Regions from separate parts of the Homo sapiens genome. Here region 1 is linked to region 2. Evidence: chromatin loops called from intact Hi-C (ENCODE). Cell type or tissue: B cell. All regions are shown on one strand. Links, peaks and the distances in the headings refer to the core of each region. The heading gives the core; the rest is flanking DNA.

Region 1 (2,925 bases), core at 147-2,646, 930 kb after region 2:
TTTAGTAGAGACGGGGTTTCACATGTTAGCCAGGATGGTCTCAATCTCGTGACCTCGTGATCCGCCCGCCTCGTCCTCCCAAAGTGCTGGGATTACAGGTGTGAGCCACAGCGCCCTGCCTATTTACCTAATTTCTAGAGAAGTCAAATTATTCATTGATGGCCTTCCAAACACACCCAGAGCTGTACCACTCCTACCTCTGAAATACCTTTTCTCTTCTCCTTCAAATATCAAATTATTTCCTTTTATTTTAGGTGAAGACTTTTCAGAGCATCATACTCGCTGGAGACCTTTTTTTCTCTTCACTGCCTTGCACTGTTACCTGCTTAGGTAATTCTTTCCCCACCCCTTGAGGAGGGAGGACATTCTCCTGTGTGTCTTATTACCCTTTTTCAAGATGTAGGCCTTTAACATAATAGGTTTTTATTATATATGTATGAGGCTTCTATTTCATTGTTTCCTAAACAATATTATTCTAAGTCTTGGAGTAGTTCCCTACAGAACTGCATAAAATAATATTGATTGGGCCGGGTGCGGTAGCTAATGCCTGTAATCCTAGCACTTTGGGAGGCTGAGGCAGGTGGATTACTTGAGGTAAGGAGTTGAGACCAGCCTGGCCAACATGGTGAAAACCCCGTCTCTACTAAATATACAAAAATTAGCCGGGTGTGGTGGCGCATGCCTGTAATCCCAGCTACTTGGGAGGCTGAGGCAGGAGAATCGCTTGAACCCGGGAGGTGGAGTTTGCAGTGAGCCAAGATTGTGCCACTGTACTGCAGCATGGGCAACAGAGGGAGACTCCATCTCAAAAAAAAATTGATTGAATGCTTGTTACATTCTTATGTTCCAGTGTGCTGCGTACATTTAAATAATTTATCTCGTTTAGTCTTCACAGTGGTCTTGTGGGTGGACATTGCCATATGATTTCACCTACAAGGAAACGTAGACTTCAAGATTAAGGGACTTGCCCAAGGAGCTGAAATTTGTAGCGAGTTCTCTAATTCCCTACCTGAGCACATTCCATCCCCTCACGGTTCCTCTTTCTGTAAGTGTGTGGAGGTTTCCTCCTCTTGTTCCTTAGTGCTTTGCATTTTATGATCGTGCATCACTTTAAGAAAAGAGAAAATAAAAATGGGAACAATCTATATATTTTCAGATAATCTGGGTCCAAAATTTAGGAAAACATTATTATACTGCCACCTTCTGGATCTTTTGAATACTTACACATTAATAACGGATATCTGAAACCAGGTCTGTCCAACTCTTTCAAATCTCGTGGTGACATATTACATTTTGTTTATAATTATTTTTCTTTAAAGACAGAGACAGTAAAAACATTTCTTTAGTGAATTGAGAGAGTTCTTCTCAACTTAATACATATCAAATATGGAGGATAAAATTAAATGTATTCAGAGGTTGGTTATTATTTTTGTTTGTAGAGGATGGAGAAAAACGTGTACAGTTAAACTTTACTAGTAATTCAACAGCCACTTTTTTTTTTTCGGAGACCAGAGTTTTATTATTACTCAAACCAGTCTCCCTGAGCATTCAGTGAGCAGAGTTTATTTATTTTTATTTTTATTTTATTTTTGAGACCGAGTCTTGCTCTATCGCTCAGGCTGGAGTGCAGTAGTGCTATCTCGGCTCACTGCAACCTTTGCCTCCCATGTTCAAGCGATTCTCTGCCTCAGCCTCCTGAGTAGCTGGGCTTACAGGCGCCCACCACCACTCCCAGCTAATTTTTGTATTTTTAGTAGAGACCGGGTTTCACCGTGTTGGCCAGGCTGGTCTAGAACTTCTGACCTCAAGTAATCTGCCCGTCTTGGTCTCCCAAAGTGCTGGGATTACTGGTGTGAGCCACCGCACCTGGCCCGGAGCAGAGTTTTTAAGGATAACTTGGTGAGTGCGGGGAAGCCAGTGAGCCAGGAGTGCTCATTGGTCAGAGGTGAAATCATAGGGAGTGGAAGTTGTCTTCTTGGGCTGAATCAGTTCCTGGTTGGGGGCCACAAGATCAGTTGAGCCAGTTTATTGATCTGGGTGGTGCCAGCTGATCCATCAAGTGCAGGGTCTGCAAAATATCTCAAGCACTGATCTTAGGAACAGTTTAGAGAGGGTCAGAATCTTGTAGCCTCCAGCTGCATGACTCCTAAACCATAATTTCTAATCTTGTGGCCAATGTTAGTCCTATAAAGGCAATCTAGTCCCCAGGCAAGAAGGAGATCTGCTTTGGGAAATGGCTGTTACCGTCTTTGCTTAAACTATAAACTACAAACTACAAAGTTTCCCCTAAAGTTAGTTCAGCCTATGCCAGGAATGAACAAGGACAGCTTGGAGGTTAGAAGCAAGATGGAGTTGGTTAAGTTAGATCTCTTTCACTGTCTCAGTCATAATTTTGCAAAGGAGGTTTCAATCCCTCCCTTTGGGTTTTATAACAACTTAATCTTCAGGTCAACAGCCACCTTTTGGCCGTTAGGTTCAACCTCTTCCAATTACAGTTTTTAAGATTAATGTTAATAAAGGTGTGGGTATAAAAGCACATTCACTGCATGTGAGGGTATAAATTATTATTGCCTTTGGGGAAAGCAATTATATTTTATTCATAAAAAATAAAAATAAAAGCCAGGCATGGTGGCTCACCCCTGTAATTCCAGCAGTTTGGGAGGCTGAGGCAGGTGGATCACTTGAGGTCAGGAGTTTGAGACCAGCCTGGCCAACATGGTGAAACCCCGTCTCTACTAAAAATACAAAAATTAACTGGGTTTGGTGGCTCATGCCTGCAGTCCTAGTTCCTTGGGAGGCTGTGGCAGGAGAATTGCTTGAACCCAGGAGGCAGAGGTTGCAGTGAGCTGAGATCATGCCACTGCACTCCAGCCTGGGCAACAGAGCAAGACTTCACCTCAAACAAACAAACAACAAACAAAACCA
Region 2 (2,925 bases), core at 116-2,615:
AATATTTAGTAAAGGACATGTTACTAATGAGTTGCTAATATGTTTCTGCTGCTCATGTGTAGGTGTGTGTAAACACACACACACAGACACACACACTACATGGTATGTGAATCTCTCTCTCCTATTCCAGGTCTTAAAAGAATGACAATCACTCCTTCTCCTTGTTTATTCCTTTCTCTAAAAAGAAAAAAATATTCATCACTGTCTGATTTTGCTTTTGCACTACAGGCAAAGGTAAATGTTGACTGCCTGGCTGACTCCTCCCACCATGACTTGCCTTAAGTAGTGCTAAGACATCTCCCTGCCCATGGCCTTGTTTCTACTGGCATGAGTCTCTTTCATTCACGTCACTGGCAGCCATATCCAGGGACTTGTGGTCAGAATGGAGTCTAGTGTGCTGTTTTTCTGGATATTACTCTGTCTTTTTCCCCCTCCAGTGTGTGACTGGAAGTCTCTTTAACAGTTAAAATAGTGGCCATATATGCACACTGGAGAGAGAGTATTCAATAAGATCTGTAATTTGTAGACCACTGTGAGAGATTAGTCCCTGTTCCCTCATGTTCTAGCTTCAATATACGCTTTAGGATCAATGCTAACTTCTGCAGTTACTTTATAGTAATTGTGATTACAATAAAAGTGAACACTTACCTCAAAAGGGTAGGGCCAGAATGAATTCTTCTTCTTTGTGGTCTTTGATGAAAAGTGTCTAAGTCACATATAATTTGTACCTCATCTTTTTAATAAGTAAAGGAAAGGCATTCTTATTAACTCTCCCCGTAGGAAATCAGAAAGGCATTCAGAGAGAATGGATTTCAGGCACAGGCATCAAGTTTGCCAGTGCTTCCACCTGAGCCCCACAGTTTGAGCTACCTGGTGCTCACCTATGAACTCAACACTGGTCCAATGCCCTGGACTAATTCCAACTGAGGCAAGAGGTGTTGAGGTAGCTCTTCTTCATGCGAGGACAGGACTTACTTAACTCTAACTCAGTTTCTCAATCTGGTTTCCTGGTTGCTTGCTTCCTCTCCATGTAAGAAATGAGTCAACATAATGTATGTGGAGTCCTAAAATGGTTTCTTCCCCCAATGGAGGTATTTTTCAACTGTGCATTTGAATTAAACTATTATAAGTATTTAATATAAGTAGAATAACATAATTTAAACATTTTACATATCTCTATGAGAAGTGGTTATTTAAAGGAAACACATAATTATAGTTTTTGTTATTCAAATAAATAATTCCCATTTTAACTGTTTTGAAAGTTGTATTTCCACATAACCAGCTTTTCTGTTGTGCTGTTTCTATGTGTTAGCCATAGCCAACCAAAGTCATGTGTAAACTGAATTATGCATTACAAATAAAAGAGCTGTAATCCTCTGAATACCCTAATTTGATGTAGAAAAAAAGTTTAATGCCCATTCTACAATGAATGCATATTTGAGAGTACTAAGAATATTTATAGATTTTTTTACTTCATTGTCCATAGACACTTCTTGACTCTGGTTTTTAGTAACCAGCAGAGGGCGCAACATACACAAGTTAGGGTCTTTAAATCCTTAATGGCTGATCTCTTCTGTCATTTGTATCCACAGGCACCTGCACCCTCCTCCACCATCAAAGTACACCCAGCCCAAGTCAAGTGAAAAGAAAGAAATATGTGCTTACTTATTTGTTCCTATCACAGCTGAAGTTAACCTTTAGCTGGAGACTAAATTAACACCAATGCTCCAAGTTTAGATAATTGTTCTGAAATAAATAGAGCCTTAAGCTAGAACTTCTTACATAGTCAAGGGAGATAGGTGGATTCTTTTGTACTTCATTTTAACTATCAATGGTGTTTTAAGAACCAAATAACATTTTTCTTAAATCATTTTTTTTCCTATCATAAGTAAATTCTCAGCCGGGTGCTGTGGCTCATGCCTGTAATCCCAGTACTTTGGGAGGCTGAGGCGGGCACATCACCTGAGGTCAGGAGTTCAAGACTAGCCTGGCCAACATAGTGAAACCCTATCTCTACCAAAAATACAAAAATTAGCCATGTGTGGTGGTGGGCGCCTGTAATCCCAGCTACGGGAAGCTGAGGCAGGAGAATCACTTGAACCCAGGAGGTGGAGGTTGTAGTGAGCTGAGATCGCGCCACTGCACTCCAGCCTGGGCAACAGAGCCAGACTCCATCTCAAAAGAAAAAAAAAGGAAATAAAATTGATGCCTCTGTTTCCACTTTACCATTTAAAACTCCTACCTCTAAAATAAATAAATAAATAAATAAATAAATAAATATTCACATATATAAAGTAAAATTTAATCCAAGATTCTATTGCTTCTAGGAAAATTTAGAAGACTTTTTATAGATTCCTTATGCTCTCTTCTTTCAATAGTAGTCTTATTTTGTAACTTTCTTATATTTTTGCGTGTTTATTTGAGTCAACAAACCACTAAGGCAAATTCACAGGTATATTTCATGTGAGAAAGATTTATTATCATAGACCTAATGCCTTACAGAAAAATTTCTGGCTGAAAAATTGTATAATATTGGAGAAAAACACGAAAGGAATAACATATATAGACCTGATACAGGTTACCAAGTAAAATCTTCCTAAAAATGTAGGTGACTCGTTCCCTATCTCATTTTACAGATATCTCATTTTACAGATAAGGAATCTGAGGCAAAAAAAAAAGAAAATAATTAAGTAAGTTTACTAACGTCACGTATCAGGCAATGTGGTCCAATTTTCATGCTCTTGACTTAGCCTTTACAGTATTCTGTCTCTGAAATACATATTCTATGCTCACCTAGTACACATACACACACACACACATACACACAGAGACACTCCATACATATGCATATAAATGGAACAAGGTTTTATAAAAGAATATTTATTTTTATGTCTGATAAAGTAAAAGCATAAATATCAAATATTT

Evidence for each region. Peaks named below come from ENCODE experiments on the same cell type or tissue, not always from the same donor. Only the 100,000 strongest peaks of a DNase experiment are listed, where the experiment ranks them.
Region 1: it touches region 2 in a loop (23-fold over the local background); 18 of 110 quality-filtered maps call a loop at or near these places.

Annotation. Positions count from the first base shown.
Region 1 is chr5:40,878,387-40,881,311 of GRCh38, forward strand. No RefSeq gene overlaps it. Among named protein-coding and RNA genes, the nearest start is that of C7, 30 kb to the right of the region's middle. RefSeq lists an enhancer at 1-78. In B cell, for the core only: CTCF peaks have their summits at 1,172 (motif pointing left) and 1,386; a DNase peak (open chromatin) is centred at 1,035; H3K27me3 peaks cover 203 bases.
Region 2 is chr5:39,947,549-39,950,473 of GRCh38, forward strand. No RefSeq gene overlaps it. Among named protein-coding and RNA genes, the nearest start is that of LINC00603, 100 kb to the right of the region's middle. In B cell, for the core only: CTCF peaks have their summits at 1,520 (motif pointing right) and 1,721; a DNase peak (open chromatin) is centred at 1,553.